Linked DNA regions of Homo sapiens: region 1 is linked to region 2. The links are chromatin loops, found by intact Hi-C in ENCODE. Cell type or tissue: Caco-2. All regions are shown on one strand. Each heading gives the region's core, and the rest is flanking DNA. Links, peaks and the distances in the headings are about the cores only. Region 1 overlaps SMIM36 (small integral membrane protein 36). Region 2 overlaps MMD (monocyte to macrophage differentiation associated).

The links. Hi-C counts contacts between places; a loop is a spot of excess contacts. Peaks named below come from ENCODE experiments on the same cell type or tissue, not always from the same donor. Only the 100,000 strongest peaks of a DNase experiment are listed, where the experiment ranks them.
Region 1: it touches region 2 in a loop (3-fold over the local background); 5 of 110 quality-filtered maps call a loop at or near these places.

Annotation. Positions count from the first base shown.
Region 1 is chr17:55,492,591-55,500,928 of GRCh38, reverse strand. The region is part of intron 1 of SMIM36 (small integral membrane protein 36); the gene reads left to right. Among named protein-coding and RNA genes, the nearest start is that of SMIM36, 15 kb to the left of the region's middle. In Caco-2, for the core only: no CTCF peak of the experiment used is centred there; DNase peaks (open chromatin) are centred at 4,428 and 4,758.
Region 2 is chr17:55,403,786-55,412,123 of GRCh38, reverse strand. MMD (monocyte to macrophage differentiation associated) reads left to right here. Exons shown (of 7, transcript NM_012329.3): 3 at 707-867; 4 at 4,304-4,378; 5 at 8,256-8,338. Among named protein-coding and RNA genes, the nearest start is that of MMD, 14 kb to the left of the region's middle. In Caco-2, for the core only: no CTCF peak of the experiment used is centred there; a DNase peak (open chromatin) is centred at 3,913.

The sequences.
Region 1 (8,338 bases), core at 267-8,266, 89 kb before region 2:
ATAATATATTATAATATATTATAATATAATATATTATAATATATATTATAAAATATAATATATTATAATATATTATAATATAATATATTATAATATATATTATAAAATATAATATATTATAATATATTATAAAATATATAATAATATATTATATATTATAAAATATAAAACATAAGTGAAATACTTTTAAATGAATGTTCTTTTAAAAATTTTGAAAATTTTATTTTTAATAGGAATCCAAGAGAGAAGAATATTTTATTTTCTTAACTTCAATATTAGATGCATTGAACATTTTATATTTCTCTCTCGGAAAAAACTAAAAATACTCTAAAGAGAGTGTTGGAATAGACGGCATTGAGTTATTCCAAGCCTCTGGTTCATTTGATTTGTGATTCATTCAATTTGTTCTTCAAGAAGGAACCAACTTCTCAGTCTTTAAAACAATCTTTTCAATATAAAATGAAGCCTTAGAATCTTGTAAGAACTAGAACTAAGAATTTTACAGACCAGGAGCAGTGACTCATGCCTGTAATCTCAGCACTATGGGAAGCTGAGGCAAGAGGATCACTTGAGACCAAGAGTTTGAGACCAGCCTGGGCAACATAGCAAGAGCCCGTCTCTATAAGAAGTGAAAGAATTAGCTGAGTATGGTGGCTGGCACCTGTAGTCCCAGCTACTCAGCAGGGTAAGGCAGAAAGATCGCTTGAGCCAAGGAATTTGAGGCTGCAGTGAGCCATGATCACATTACTCTCTACCCTCCAGCCTGGGTAACAGAGCACGGCCCTGTCTCTAAAAAAAAAATTTTTTTTAATTACCAGCAAGGAAATAAGCCCAGAAGAAATTGCGATTTCTTCCCAAGAATATTTGGCCTCAGAGCTAACAGAAAAAAAAGAGGAGAACAAAAAAAGAAAAAAAAACAACAACCCAGGAACTGAGGTCCTATTATCACCTTTTTCCTATTTGCCCCTGCCACTTACCTTTCTACAGCATGATGTTTACTTGCTTTTATTTTAAACCTTCATTAATTGTGTCTTATTTTTAAATATAGCTTTATTTTTTAATGGAATTATAAGTTGCACAACTGCAAGGTTCCACCTAATGTTTTAATATTTTGCTATTAAGACCTGGTGGAATGGCTTGCCAGCTAGAACCAAGAGGTTTATGTGACATTCAAATACTGCCTTATTTTTGTTTCCTTATGGAATTAGGACTCCCTTTTTCCAGTATGTTTTAATTCATTACTCTTCTATCATGCACATTTGTATTAAAGCAAATGTAGTGTTTTGGCTTAATTTGGATGATAGCTTTGGGAAGGACCCAAACCAAACACTTCCAAGGCAAGGAAAGGGAGGGAGATAAATGGAGATTTATCAGGAATTCGCTACGTGCCAGATACTTTTTATTCATGATATCATTTAATCCTCATGCTCCCCTGTGAGATAGTCACATCTAAAACTAGTTCAAAGATTAAGAAGTAGAGGCTCATAGAACAGCTCGAGTGTGCACAAGGCCATGCAGTTTATCCATGTAAGAAGCAGGATTTGAACTCAATTCTAGATGGGTCACCTCCTACCATCTGTTTTTTCACAGCTATTAAAGAGCAGGAATAAACCTATGGTTGTTCCACCAACCCCATCTCTCTCCTCTGCTAGAATTGCATGCCTAGGAAGTTGCTCCGTAAGCATCTGTTTAATCCAAAGGACTTTCAGATTTTCTCCTCTGAATAAGATGCCCTATCAGAGGAAAAATAAATTATTGTAATTTGGCTGGAACATCTCCTAATATTCCAAAAGACACCAGGACAGAGTTGGACTAAGCCTGAACTTTATACTGGAAAAGCCTCACTCAATTTCCCCTCTGTCACTATCTGCTGTTTACTATTTTGTGTTTTTTGTTTGTTTGTTTTTGCTTTTTTTTTTTTTTTTTTTTGGTGACAGAGTCTCACTCTGTCACCCAGGCTAGAGTGCAGCAGCCAGATCTCGGCTCACTGCAACCTCTGCCTCCCAGGTTCAAGTGGTTATCCTGCCTCAGTCTCCCCATTAACTGGGATTACAAGTGCATGCCACCATGCAGGCTAATTTTTTGTGTTTTTAGTAGAGACGGGGTTTTGTCATGTTGGATAGGCTGATCTTGAACTCCTGACCTCAAGTGATCCACCCGCCTCGGCCTCCCAGAGTGCTGGGATTACAGGTGTGAGCCACCACGCCCGACCTGTTTAACATTTTGTGCATCAATTAACTTCCTGAGCCTTTTTCCTCAACTAAAAAAATGATATATACCTTGAGCCCAGGAGTCTGAGATGAGGCTAGGCCACATAGCAAGACCTCATCTCTAAAAAAAAAAAATGGATATAATCTTAAGATGGTCAAGGTTTAGAATCACACACATAAAGTATCTGGCATATTGTGATATTTCAAAAAAAATGAGGCCACTACCAGCAAATAAGATGAAAATAAGTAGAGGACTTCATGACCTGCTGGCTAGAGACAGCTCAGGATAGTTTAGACACATTTATGGGGGTGTTGAGGGGAAGGGGCATGAAAGGTTAGACAGCTGTCACGTGCTGTAGAAATTTGGAAAGAAAACGTAGTGTCTGTTATGGGTTGAATTTTGTCCCCCCAGAATTCATATGTTGAAGTCCTTACCCTGTACCTCAGGATGTAATCTTATTTTGAAATAGTGTCATTACCGGTATAATTAGTTAAGATGAGGTCACACTGGAGTATGGTGGGCCCCTAATCCAATAGGACTGTGTCGTTATAAAAAGGGAATTTTGGACACAGATATACATGCATATGAAGAATGGAGTTATGCAATCACAAGCCAAGGAACTATCAAAAGGTAGAAGAGAGGCTTGGAATACATCCTTCCGTGGTACCTTCAAAAGGAACATGGCCTGGCTGATGCCTTGACCTCAGACTTTCCAAAAGTGTGAGGCAATCAATTTCCATTATTTAAGCCACATGGTTTGCAGTACTTTGTTAGGACAGCCCTAACAAACTAATTCAGTATCTAAAAGGAATGTTTAGGATGTGCAATGAGTTGTTTAACATGTCAAAGCTCTTTAGGGTCAGTTACATGATTCTATTGGATGTGACATTATGCTGAGTTAGAGTCTGGGGGAGAAACTTGAAGGCCAAACTTAATAGAGGCTGCCTAGGAAATCGATGCTGCACAAGCTGAGTAACCATTTGTTGTGGGGGTTTTGTTTTGCTTGTTTGTTCGTTTGTTTTAGAGACAGGGTTTCACTATGTTGGCCAGGCTGGTCTTGAACTCCTGGGTTCAAGCAATCCTCCTGCCTCAGCCTCCCAAGTAGCTGGAATTACAGGAGCACACCACCAGGTTGTGTTTTTTTAAGAGGGTAGGCTGGGCATAGTGGTTCACGCCTGTAATCCCAGCATTTTGGGAGGCCGAGGCGGGCAGATCACCTGAGGTAGGAGTTCGAGACCAGCCTGACCAACATGGAGAAACCCCATCTCTACTAAAAATACAAATAATTAGCCGGGCGTGGTGGCGCTTGCCTGTAATTTCAGCTACTCAGGATACTAAGGCAGGAGAATCGCTTGAACCCGGGAGGCAGAAGTTGCGGTGAGCCAAGGTCACGCCATTGCACTCCAGCCTGGGCAACAAGAGCGAGACTCTGTTTCAAAAAATAAATAATAAATAAATAAATAAGAAGGTAGAATACAGAAGAAAAAATCCTTAGTAGAAAAATGTGCTTGTGGTTTTGCCAGATGGAATGTAAGGTATAATTGAGAGGAATAGAGGTAAAATCTCTCTGTTCCATAGAGAAGGACTAGGGACAAATCACAAAGGAAAGATATTATGGGGTTCAAGCACAAAACTATTAGAGTGAAGCAAAGACAGTTCGGAATTATCCCTAAAGTATCCAAGTCTCTTCCGATACCCCATATACACTTCAAAAGCCACTTAGTGAATGCCAGACACCTCATTTAATCTTCCTGAAGATTTGTAAGAGGAGGAACCGTTATTTTTATTTTAGAAACAAGGGAGTTTGAGACTGTCATGCAAACACCTTTAGGTTGAAAGGGTGGGATCAGCAGAATCCAGGGATCCTGACTTTTAGTCCTGAGTTTACACTATAACTTTATAGCTGCCCAGAATCCATGCAGAGCAACAGGATGATTCAGCAAGGTGGGTGCAGAAAAGTCACACTTTTGAGATCTGTCTCTCCCTGCCATCACTTTTGGGGAATGCAAAATAACATAATCTCTTTGATTAGAACAATTCCTGAGAACTAGAGGGCAGACACAGACAAGTATTGCCCAAGAGGAGCAAGAACAGTCTCTTTCTCATTACGTCATCTTCCCTGAAGACACTAGTGATTGAGATACAGAAAGTATGAGATCACTTATTATCTACCTCTGTTGTACAGTTATTTCGACTTTGACTTTCTTGGGCTGCCAGTGTTCCAGATAAGGGTTTTGTAACACCAGGATTGAGAAAGATTTTAGCTATTTCACATCCTCCCAAGATAGTAGGAAGTTGTCTGCGCATATTTTTTTTTTCTCAAGGCTTCTCTGTACTCAGCCATTATTTAATTAAACACCAGCCATATGCTGGGATCTGCTGGTTCTCTGCTTGACGCATTGCCAGCCTGGTGGCCTCAACTGCAATTTGAAGTTGACAGGCGTACAATACAAAGCTCAGGAGACACTAGGAAGAAAAGGACTTGGCTTGGAGGAATCAGGAAGACCCAGGGAGAGAAAAGTGTGCCGCTCCAAGGGAGGGTTTGCCCAAGAGTGGCTCAGCGGAAACGTGGCAGTGGAATTTGGAATCTGGATTGTTTGTCAGAATTGATAAAGACATTCTTATAAGGAAATGTATCTGTGAAAAGTTGTTTGCCACTCGGGGAGGGAGAAAAATGATTATAGAATTTTGGAGACAAAAATGTATACGCAGCAGTCATTATACACATGATCAGAAGGAAAACCAGAAGATCCAGGGGCCAAAGGGGAATAATTGATTTCTTAAATGGCAGCAAGACTGGATTTGACAACTCTCACGATCAAGAATATTTCTCTGTATTTAATCTACATCTCTTCTGCTCTTAGACTTTATATTCATTTTCTCTTTTTTACCCATTATTGGTCTTTTTCAAAAACAAAAATTTGAGACAGGGTCTTGCTCTTACAGCCCAGGCTGGAAAGCAGTGGTACAATCATAATTCACAGCAGCCTTGAACTTCTGGGGTCAAGTGACCCTCCCAAGTAGCTGGGACTACTTGGGTGCTTGCCACTACCCCCTCATAATTTCCTTTGTAAAAAAAAAAAAAAAAATTTATAGAGACAGGGTTCTCACTATGTTGCCCAGGCTTGTCTCAAACTCCTGTCCTCAACCGATCCTTACCTAGGCCACCCAAAGTGCTGGGATTACAGGCATGAGCCACCACGCCCAGTCTATTATTGGTTTTATAAATAAGCACTGTTTATACAGAGATTTTTATAAGTGTGTCTCATGAACGAATCCAAACAGATTAGATCACAAAGTGTAATAAGTTATGGTTATAGCAGTGGTTCCAATCCATGGGTTTGTAGCATGCTGGTGAATCACCATCAGCCATCAGGTGTGTTGTAAATAGTTTGTTTCTAATAATAAATTACCCAAGTTTGTGAATGATTTACCTATTAATATACAGAGGGTGAGTTGAAGGTCATTTCCATCATAATGTTATTCTCAGTTCTGTGTACTCCAATTTTGTTGCTTGTATAGCACAGATACAGGTGGAGGTCCGGTAAACATGCAAAGAATTGGATATACCTACAGACCACTTATCTATTTGACAAATATTTGTAAAGCACCTACTTTGTGCAGATGCTATGCCTGGCCTGAAGGATACAATCAATGCACACAACAGACATGAGTTCTGTCTTTGGAAAGCTTAGCAAGTGGCAGAAAAAGACTATACCAAGCGCTTTGCATACATTGCCTGAATTTTCACTGTAACCCTGAGAGGTAATGTCATCTTCCCAACTTTATATATTTTAGGCAACTGGAACTCTGAAGCTCGTTCTCTAAACCAGTGGCTTTCAAATGCCTTTTATCGTGCATTCCTGTCAGTGAAGATAATTTTAGTACTTGTGTGTGTGCGTGTGTGCCTGTGTGTGTGTGTTCAAACAAAATATACAAAAGTATACATGTGTATACACTTATCTATACTTATATTTGTATATACTTATATACTTATAATTTTAGCACTCGTGTGAGTGTGTATGTGTGTGTGTGTTCAAACAAAATATACAAAAGTATACATTTGTATATACTTACATATTACATATACACATACGCATATTCTTATAAATTATATGTACATTATTTGAATCTTCTTGTACCCCTCACTTTGAAGACCGGCTCTGCACCACTCCACCATATCACCTTGGAGTTTGTCTATGTGTAATGGGCATAATCCACCTCCAATCTTCCCCCATCTAACCCCAGGTTTTGGTCTAGATTGGTAGGGATGGGAACTTTGCCAAGAACTTGATCCAGGAAGTTTTTTTAAAAAATTAAAAAACAGTACATTTCAAATTTGGTTTTTGTATTGCTAAGGATGCTTTGCAGAGTTCCTTGGTGAGTTTTTTAATACACAAAGGAAAGTTCTTCTGTTAGTTTGTAAATCCTAGTCCTTTCCCCTGTGTTCTTTTTCCTGGCTGGATCTTAAGCACCTCAAAAAAGGAGTGCGTGTCTCGTACATCTATTTCACCTCCCCGCAGCACCCAATAAACAAATGAACATATCAGGAATTCTCCATCCTTTGGAGATGACTTTGTTTCTCATGGGAAAAAGGAGAGAGGATTTTTACATCCATTGTAGCATAAGAATACTATCCTATGGAAACAAACTGTTCCTAGACACAGGAGAGAATAAGTTGGGCTGTTTTGATGTCCCCAGGCATAGAGGGCTGGGAAAGTGCAGCAGGTAGTCTTGTGATGAATGAGGCCACGGAGAGAAAGCCAGGATTCACACTTAATTCCACAAGCACAGGGAAGGTGAGGGTTGAGAAAGTGATTCAACAGATTAGTCCTTCTGTCTCTCTGCCCACTTTGGCTCCAAATTACCCAAGCTGCTGCTGCTTTTTTTTTTTTTTTTTTTTTTTTTTGAGAGAGAGAGAGCTCTGCTGCCCATGCTGGAGTGCAGTGGCGCGATCTCGGGTCACTGGAGCCTTGACTTCCCAGGCTCAAGGGATCCTCCCACCTCAGCCTCCTAAGTAGCTGGGGCTACAGGTGTGCTCCATCACACCCGGCTAATTTTTGTATTTTTTGTAGAGATGGGGTTTCACCACGTTGCCCAGGCTGGCGTCAAACTCCTGGACTCAAGCAATCTTCCTGCCTTGGCTTCCCAAAGTGCTAGGATTACAGGCTTGAGCCACCACATCCAGCCCAAACTTCTTTTCCTCAGCGGAGGTGCCTTTACTGAACTATCAGGAAAATAGGTGCGACCCTTGACTTGATATTACCAACACCTCTGCTTCAGTTGACCCTGTGCTTGGTTCTCATCCATATTCCTGATTCTACAGACTACACCTTGGAGCAGCAGCCTGGGGTTATGGGGTTCTAATTCTTAGCCCAGCCACTAACTTCCTAGGAGGCACTAGCTTCACTTACTCAGCTACACAAAAGTAGGAGTGGAGTTAATTAACAACATGCCAAGGACCTTTTGGCTATGGCATGTTTGACCCTGCCTCTTTCTTTGTTTCTGATCTTTCCTCTCATTTCCAACCTGACCTCCCTGAATGAGGAAACTAGTGACAGGAGGATTTGTCCTGAAAAACTGCCCGTGGCTACAGCATTGTTGTTGATCAGGGAGCTGCAGCAGGAAGCTTAACAGGGGGCTGAGGCCTTTCCTTTCACAGAATGCATGCACACACCCCATTTGCTAACATGTTTTCCATCTGACATTTCAAGTAACTGTCCCCGCGTTGGTGATTCTACAAGTCAAGGTCTGTTCTGCACTCTTTAGAAAGAACGTAAACCGTGACAAATGTTCTCAGTTCAGGCATATGGTGATGCATTGACTTCCTAGTTGCTGGCGTGTATTAACAAACTTATTGTCCCCAAATGTAAAAAATAATGAATTTGCCACCGTGCATGGAACTTTAACAATGTGAAACATATTAGATGTGTTGGATCTTCAGGGACCATCCTTAATTTTTAGTAGAACATTGCCTTTTATTTCCTTAATTTTAAGTGAATTTCAATTGCATTGCCCCTAAAACCTTTTTATAAGATGTTCGCAATAGTTAGCAATTGATGTGTGTGTGTTTTTCTTTTTTTTTTTTTAAGTGGGTGTATTTGTTAGAAATTGTGCTCAGCTATGA
Region 2 (8,338 bases), core at 167-8,166:
AATGAGGACCTCCCTGAAAAATCTGAGTATATGCTTGGCTGTTTTTTGAAATGGGGTCTCACTCTGCCTCCCAGGTTGGAGTTCAGTGGTACAATCATGGCTCACTGTAGCCTCAACCTTTCAGGCCCAAGCAGTCTTCCCACCTCAGCCTGCCAAATAGCTGGGACTACAGGTGTTTGCCACCATGCCTGGCGAATTTTTTAAATTTTTGTAGATACAGAGTCTTGCTGTGTTGCCCAGGCTGGTCTGGAACTCCAGGGCTCAAGCGATTCTCCTGCCTCAGCCTCCCAAAGTGCTGGGATTACAGTCATGAGCTACCACACCCTGCCTGCTTGGCATTTGAATATTTTAAGTAATTACTCTAAATCAGATTATAAAGTAGAATGAAACATGTCCTTATTTAATGAAATTAGGATAAAAAAAAAAAACCATCTGTTTTGCAACAGCTGAATGATGTTGCATCCTTGATGGCTTAATTGTATCCCCACTGGTTGGCACAATTCCTGGACCCTGAGTGGTATTACCTGCTTTCCAGTGTAGCAGCTAACTTCATCTGGCTCTCGTTATGATTATCCAGGAGAGACAAATACTTGCTCTAAGATTATTTTACTAAAATTGTTCCTGGTAAAGCTCTGTATTTTTAGTAAAAGACTCAATTCCATAAAAGCCAGAATATTCCATTCACCATTCTTTATCTTTCCCTCAGTTCCTCATTGTTCCGGCCATCGTGGGCAGTGCCCTCCTCCATCGGCTGTCTGATGACTGCTGGGAAAAGATAACAGCATGGATTTATGGAATGGGACTCTGTGCCCTCTTCATCGTTTCTACAGTATTTCACATTGTATCATGGAAAAAGAGCCACTTAAGGTACAGTGGATGACATGCTGTTTCAACAGATCCAAATAGTTGACTCAACGTGTTTGGTACCCTTCCAAGCTGGCATGCTTTAGTCAAGTAGGGCAAAGAGTAGACATTTTTCTGCCTTGTAGACTAGAATACTATCCCATTATTCAGGACTTGTTCTTTGGACTGGATGAAGTTTTAGGACTCCTCCCCAGCAGGCATCTAAGAAGGTAGGCCTTTGCTCAGTAACCCCAAACAAAACCTAACTGATTCCCCAGGACTTACCACTTAAAAACCTGAGAGCTATTTTCCAGTACTATCAAGCACACTAAGGATATGATGAGAGCAGCAGCTATGGGGTAGTGACAAAGCACACTGAGCTTGGAGTCAGCAGGCAGGCTTTGAGGCCCAGCCCTGCTCTTTAATTTTGGGTAAATCACTTGACCTTGTGGAGCCTCAGTATCTGTATCACTAAAATGAGAATAATAATACCTGAGTCACACAGTCAGTGTGATAGGTGAATGAGATAAGGTACTTGAAAATAACTTGAAAATTACAAAAGACCCTATGAGTGTGTGAGGTATGAAGGTATACTTATAGTTTGCGTTTACCATTTTGCAAAGTTTAGCTTTCAGAATTAAGTCTTGTGTATATTATTCAAACAGAGTTCACGTATTTTGCTATTAATAGTCAAGCACTTTCAAAACAATACTATAGCTCTTGGCCTGCCAATGAGAAGAACGTAAACGCTTTCCTCCTCTGAGTGAAGGATTGATTTTGGAGCACCACACCATTTAGGTGGGAATGGTTTGCTTGTGAAATGGATTCTGCACAACCCTAAAGGGCAAAACTTCTTTTCAAAAAAGGAAGTTTCAGAGCAGACTATGAGCAATTTAAAGAAATACTCGAATATGCCTTTTGGTTTTAAAGAACGTCCAAAAAAAACTCAAACTATTCAAACAATCTGATATTTAAAATATATGCTCCTTTTACAAGCAGGATTTGAGATTTATGAGATGATTACTGGTTTCCTCACATGCAGAATCCTAGAGTTTTAGAGCTGGGAGGATCTTTAGAAATCATCTAATTCAAATCACTTCATTTTTATTTGGGGGAACTGAGGCTCAGAGAAGTGGCCTGACTTGTCTGAGTCAGTGAAACTGGCAAAATCTGATTATTCCAAGACCTCTGACTCCAAGTCCTAGTTTTTTTCACCATATCTTTTACAATATTGCATATAGCTTGCAGTCTGCTACCTTTTCCTGTAAGGTGACAGTTTCCTGGGCTTAAAATAAAACCACAGCATTGAATCACAAGGGCACTTTGGGACACACTCACAAGAGAACCACAAAAGTGCCTGTCCTGGCTCCTTAGGACACACTGTCGCAGCGCCCAGAGGCCAGTTTAGATGCAAAGTACTATATTACCTTCTTGGCACAATTTAGTGCTTGTGGTTGTTTCAGCAAACTTGGCTTCGATGTCTAGATTTTGGATCAATAAAAAGTTGTAGGTACCTACTTCAGTATTCTGGGTCTCCCTGCCAGAGGTGTAATAGAAACTAGATTCTCTTTAACTTTGAATAGCATTGCTAGAATCATATGCCATGTGTAGATTTTTGCTCCTCATTAAAATTTCTAAATATCAAAAAAGCCTTATTTAAGTAAAAGTGAGAAGGGAATTTGCATTTATTATGTGGTAGGTGCTCCTGTGTGCTAGGCACTATGCTAGATACATGGCCTACATTATCTCATTTAATGTTCACACATACTCCATGAGAAAGATCTTATTTCCACTTTACCTATGAGGTAAGTGAGAGTCAGAGAGGTCGGTGGCAGATTTTGGATAAGATTCCAGGTCTGTTGTCTACCTACTCTAACAGCGTATGACAATCTAGAAAACAGAATTAGAAAGGCCCAAAACCTTGCTAGAAATCACAGTCATCCAAGGAGTTTTAAAAACTTATTCTCCTTCCTCCACCCTCTATCTCACCTCCTAGCACTTCAGAATCTTCTGAACTGGAGGCCATCACTGTATTTTGTAAGCTCCCCAGGGGATGATATGCAGTCAAGTTTGAAAAGCATTGACGTAATGTTTGCTTCTTTAGACCTATGGCATAAAGTATCATCTATGGGTATGCTATAGCTTCTGATGACTAGTAGACTGAAACCCATTCTTTCTCACAAATGTATTTTTCATTCCTTTAAAACTTTTTTTTTATTTTTAATTTTTGTGGATACACGGTAGGTATATATATTTATGGAATACATTTTTGTTTTTTTTGAGACAGACTATCACTCTGTTGCCCAGACTGTAGTGCAGTGGTGCGATCTCAGCTCACTGCCACCTCCGCCTCCTGGGTTCAAGTGATTCTTGTGCTTCAGCCATCCGAGTAGCTTGGACTACAGGCGTGCGCCACCACACCTGGCTAATTTTTGTATTTTTAGTAGAGACAGTGTTTCACTGTGTTGGCCAGGCTGGTCTCAAATTCCTGACCTCAAGTGATCCACCTGCCTCAGCCTCCCAAAGTGCTGTGATTATTGCTGTGAGCCACCATGCCCAGGCTTTATGGGGTATGTTTTTTCACTTACTCACACAAGTCTTTATTATTTGCTTTGGTCAATGTTACGTGTAGGGGGAGGAAAGTCTAATACTAGCGTTCCCTCAAATTATAGTTATACCTACTTGGACACTGAAAATAGATTCAAGATGATATTACAAATTTGTACTTTTAAATTACCTCAGTAAAGGGCAAATTCCATCTAATCCATTTTATGAATAGACCTCAGTGAACCAAACTCTTTGTACATATACCTCTGACTTTTCAGTTTTGGAAGGAGGAACTTGCTTAGAAATACAGGTGGCTATGCTTTTGTAGTAAATGTGCCATTTTTTGTTTTTGTTACTGTTTTTCCTAAGTTAGTTTCTGAATTTCCTTTATTACTATTTACTGTCCACACCAGGATATTTGAAGTAAAAACTGTAAATACCTTCTAAAAAGACACAAAGAATGTGATTTCAGCTCAGGGAGTGTTTACTGAACATCAGGACTTTGCCCTGCACTGATAGGAGCTGGGGCAGGTTGCGGGGAGGTGGTCTGCCCTCCAGGAACTTCATTTTTCTGTTAGAGGGGATCCAAAAGAAATGGAAAACATCAGAAAAAGACAGATTTTGTTTGTTTGCTTTAACCACTTCAGGCTTTCTAACTATCATGGGGCCCTGTCCCTATGTCTTATATATGCTGAGAGAATCTATTGTATGTGCAACCTAAAAAATAACAGAAAGCTTTTACTCGTGACTTCATAACATTAACAGCAACAAAAATCTGTGTAACCTTGGAAGAACAAGTGTAAAGGCCATGAGAACTAGAACAAGAATGGAAATTGCAACATAGTGGAGTGATAACCCGTACTTCCCATCTGAACACTTTCTGACAAATTTACTTTTTTTTCCCCCTCGCTAGGACAGTGGAGCATTGTTTTCACATGTGTGATAGAATGGTTATCTATTTCTTCATTGCTGCTTCTTATGCTCCATGGTAAGATACAGTCTTCCTATTTTCGAAGGTAGTGATTTTATGATTAGAATTCCTCACTCCTCCTTTCCTTTCTCCCTCTTGTCCCCACCCTCAGCCCTCATGTGTACACCACCTTCCCTCCTCCTGAACACATACATGCATGCATTTTTTTCCCCATTTGATGTACTTGGGTCAGATTGCATATTTGAAGGGGAGAATATTGCTGCTGTTTATAATATCTGGGTATTGGATTGTTCAAGAAGTGCTATGAACTTGTGTGCAGATAGCTTGCTCACTCTTGAAATCTGTAACCTTTGCTCTCCATATTGTTTCCCTATACCTCTGCTATTGTTCAGAACACTAGAAAATTGAATTATTCAAGTGGAAATGCTGTAAATATGTATGAGGAAAGCAAGCTTATTTATTTATTTATTTATTTATTTATTTATTTATTTATTTATTTATTTTGAGATGGAGTCTCACAATCTCGGCTCACTGCAACCTCTGCCTCCCGAGTTTAAGAGATTCTCCTGCCTCAGCCTCCTGAGTAACTGGGATTACAGGCACGTGCTACCATGCCTGGCTAATTTTTGTATTTTTAGTAGAGACGGGGTTTCACCATGTTGGCCAGGCTGGTCAGGAACTCCTGACCTCAAGTGATCTGCCCACCTTGATCTCCCAAAGTGCTGGGATTACAGGCGTGAGCCACCGTGCCCGGCCTATTTTTTTATTTTTTGAGACAGGGTCTCACTCTGTCTCCCAGGCTGGAATGCAGTGGCGTGATCTCAGCTCACTACAATCTCTGCCTCCTGGGTTCAAGTGATTCTCACACCTCATTCTCCCAAGTAGCTGGGACTACAGACATGTGCCACCACACCCAGCTAATTTTTGTATTTTTGGGGGGAGACGGGATTTCACTGTGTTGGCCATGCAGCTCACTGCAACCTCCACCTCTCAGATTCAAGTGATTCTCCCACCTCTTTCTCCCAAGTAGCTGGGACTACAGGCGTGTGCCACCACACCGAGCTAATTTTTGTATTTTTTGGTGGAGATAGGGTTTCACCATGTTGTCGATACCAGGTTGGTATCGAACTCCGACCCCAAGTGATCTGCCCGCCTCTGCCTCCCAAAGTGTTGGGATTACAGTCATGAGCCACCATGCTTGGCCATTTTTGTTTGTTTGTTTGTTTGTTTGTTTTGAGACAGAGTCTCACTATGTTGCCCAGGCTGGAGTACAGTGGCAGTGGCCCGTGGTCTCAGCTCATGCAACCTCCACCTCCCAGGTTCAAGCGATTCTCCTGCCTCAGCCTCTCGAGTAGCTGGGATTATAGGTGCCTGCCACCACATCTGGCTTCTTTGTTTGTTGGTTTTTTGAGACAGAGTCTCACTCTGTCACCAAGCCTGGGGTACAGAGGTGTGATCTCAGCTCACTGCAACCTCTGCCTCCCAGTTTCAAGTGATTCTCCTGTCTCAGCCTTTGAGTAGCTGGGGCTACAGGCATGTGCCACCATGCCTGGCTAGTTTTTCTATTTTTAGTAGAGACGAGGTTTCGCCATGTTACCCAGGCTGGTCTCAAACTCCTGACCTCAAGTGATCTGCCCACCTCAGCCTCCCAAAGTGCTGGGATTACAGGCGTGAGCCACCGCACCCAGCCTGTTTTTGAAACTTAAGCCATTTGTCTTCAATTCACCTCAAGTGCAGTAGCTACTATATAGCAAGTGTGTTTATCATTTCTTTTGCTGAGTAAGAGAACCATTTAAAATACCTAGTATCCTGTTCATTGCCTTTGATCTTTCTGCCTTTTTGGTGCTGATCAAATATAATCTTTTGTTGCTTTGAAACTCTTAATTAAAGAAACATTAGCTTTCTTCTACAAGACATAATCCAGTTTTAAAAACTCAGAAGCTTATATTTTGCAATCATCTATTGTAGTCATTAGAAACAGTATGCCTCTAGATTCTGACTAATGCAGCATCAATGATTCAAAAGAAACCTGATTATCTGAAGGAGTAAAAAGTAAGTGCTATCTTTGCCCAGCATCTGACTAAATTATAGGTCGGCTTCATGTTGGAAGAAGAACACTGAAAGGCTTTTATGAATGGACATTAAATGCCCAGAACAATGCTTATTTCAGTAGGAACCTACAGGGTGTTCCAAACAGGATTCCTTACTTAGTTATTTTAAATTCTTTAATTTAAAATAAGTAAATGAATAAAATTAATTTAAATGTGAGCTGAGGAGTTAAATATCATAGTAGGCAATTTGTTTACCTGTAGTTTTAGATATGTAGGCTGTACTTTTTCCATTTGGAAATGTGACTTTTGTAGTTATAGATAATCAGGACAACATTTGTTTCTTCCTCATTTATTCTTTTTTTTTTTTTTTTTCTTTGAGACGGAGTTTTGCTCTTGTTGCCCAGGCTGGACTGGACTGCAATGGCGCGATCTTGGCTCACCGCAACCTCTGCCTCCTGGGTTCAAGAGATTCTCCTGCGTCAGCCTTCCAAGTAGCTGGGATTACAGGCACGTGCCACCATGCCCAGCTAATTTTTTTGTATTTTTAGTAGAGATGGGGTTTCACCATGTTAGTCAGGCTGGTCTCCAACCCCTGACCTCAGGTGATCCACCCATGTCAGCTTCCTAAAGTGCTGGGATTACAGGTGTGAGCCACCACACCTGGCCTCATTTATTTTATTTATTTTTTTTGAGACAGAGTCTTGTTCTGTCACCCAGGCTGGAGTGCAGTGGTGCGATCTCAGCTCACTGCAACCTCTACCTCCTGGGTTCAAGCGATTCTCCTGCCTCAGCCTCCCTAGTAGCTGGAATTACAGGTGCCCACCACCATGCCCAGCTAACTTTTGTATTTTTAGTAGAGACTGGGTTCCACCATGTTGGCCAGGCTGGTCTTGAACTCCTGACCTGAAGTGATCTGCCTGCCTTGGCCTCCCAAAGTTCTGGGATTACAGGTGTGAGCCACTGTTCCTGAACTTCTCATGTATTCTTAATATGAAATTAGTACAAATGAATTTGCAGCATTTTAAAATTCAAACCTCACAACAGTCCATGGTTAAATTCTACCAAAATGTCTTCCATAATACATGTTAGGAATAATTCTTCTCATACTCTCTCTTGGCAGAGAGACTGATAATGGAGACACACTTGGTTTGTGTATTAGGTATCCACTGTGGGTATCTGATCCTGCGTCAAAATTTTGTTCCAGGTTCTTCTCATTAAGGTTTGTAAGTAATCTGCTCCCAAATACATGGTCAGAAATTAAAGGGCAAGCAGTTTTGACCTCATTCTGCCTAATAGGGTAAGTTAGGCGTCATAAGAGTGCTGGGACTCCCTTCAACTTGTCTGCTTTTAGCTGGTTCTATTTTTAAACCATGTTGAAACTAATTCTTTTTTTTTTTTAGGTGGAGTCTTGCTCTGTCGCCCAGACTGGAGTGCAGTGGTGCAATCTCAGCTCACTGCAACCTCTGCCTCCCGGGCTCAAGCAATTCTCCTGCCTCAGCCTCCCGAGCAACTTGGATTACAGGCACATGCCACCACACCTGGCTAATTTTTGTATTTTTAGTAGAGATGGGGTTTCACCATGTTGGCCAGGCTGATCTTGAACTCCTGACCTCAAGTGATCCGTCTGCCTCGGCCTCCCAAAGTGCTGGGATTACAGATGTGAGCCACCACTCCCGGCCTAATTCTGAGTCTTAAAGGTCGACTGACAAATTTGTTTTTGAGTTGCTTAATTTTACCTAAATTGCCCAAATGCCTGCTTGATGTGTTGAGTGTGTTTTCTTCCTGCTCTTATCCTAAGACTTTCTCAGTTTTCAATGACACAGGTTCTATGAATTCCCTTCATTTATCACTTCTGTTCTTTGTTGTCACGTTTACATTTTTAGGTTAAATCTTCGTGAACTTGGACCCCTGGCATCTCATATGCGTTGGTTTATCTGGCTCATGGCAGCTGGAGGAACCATTTATG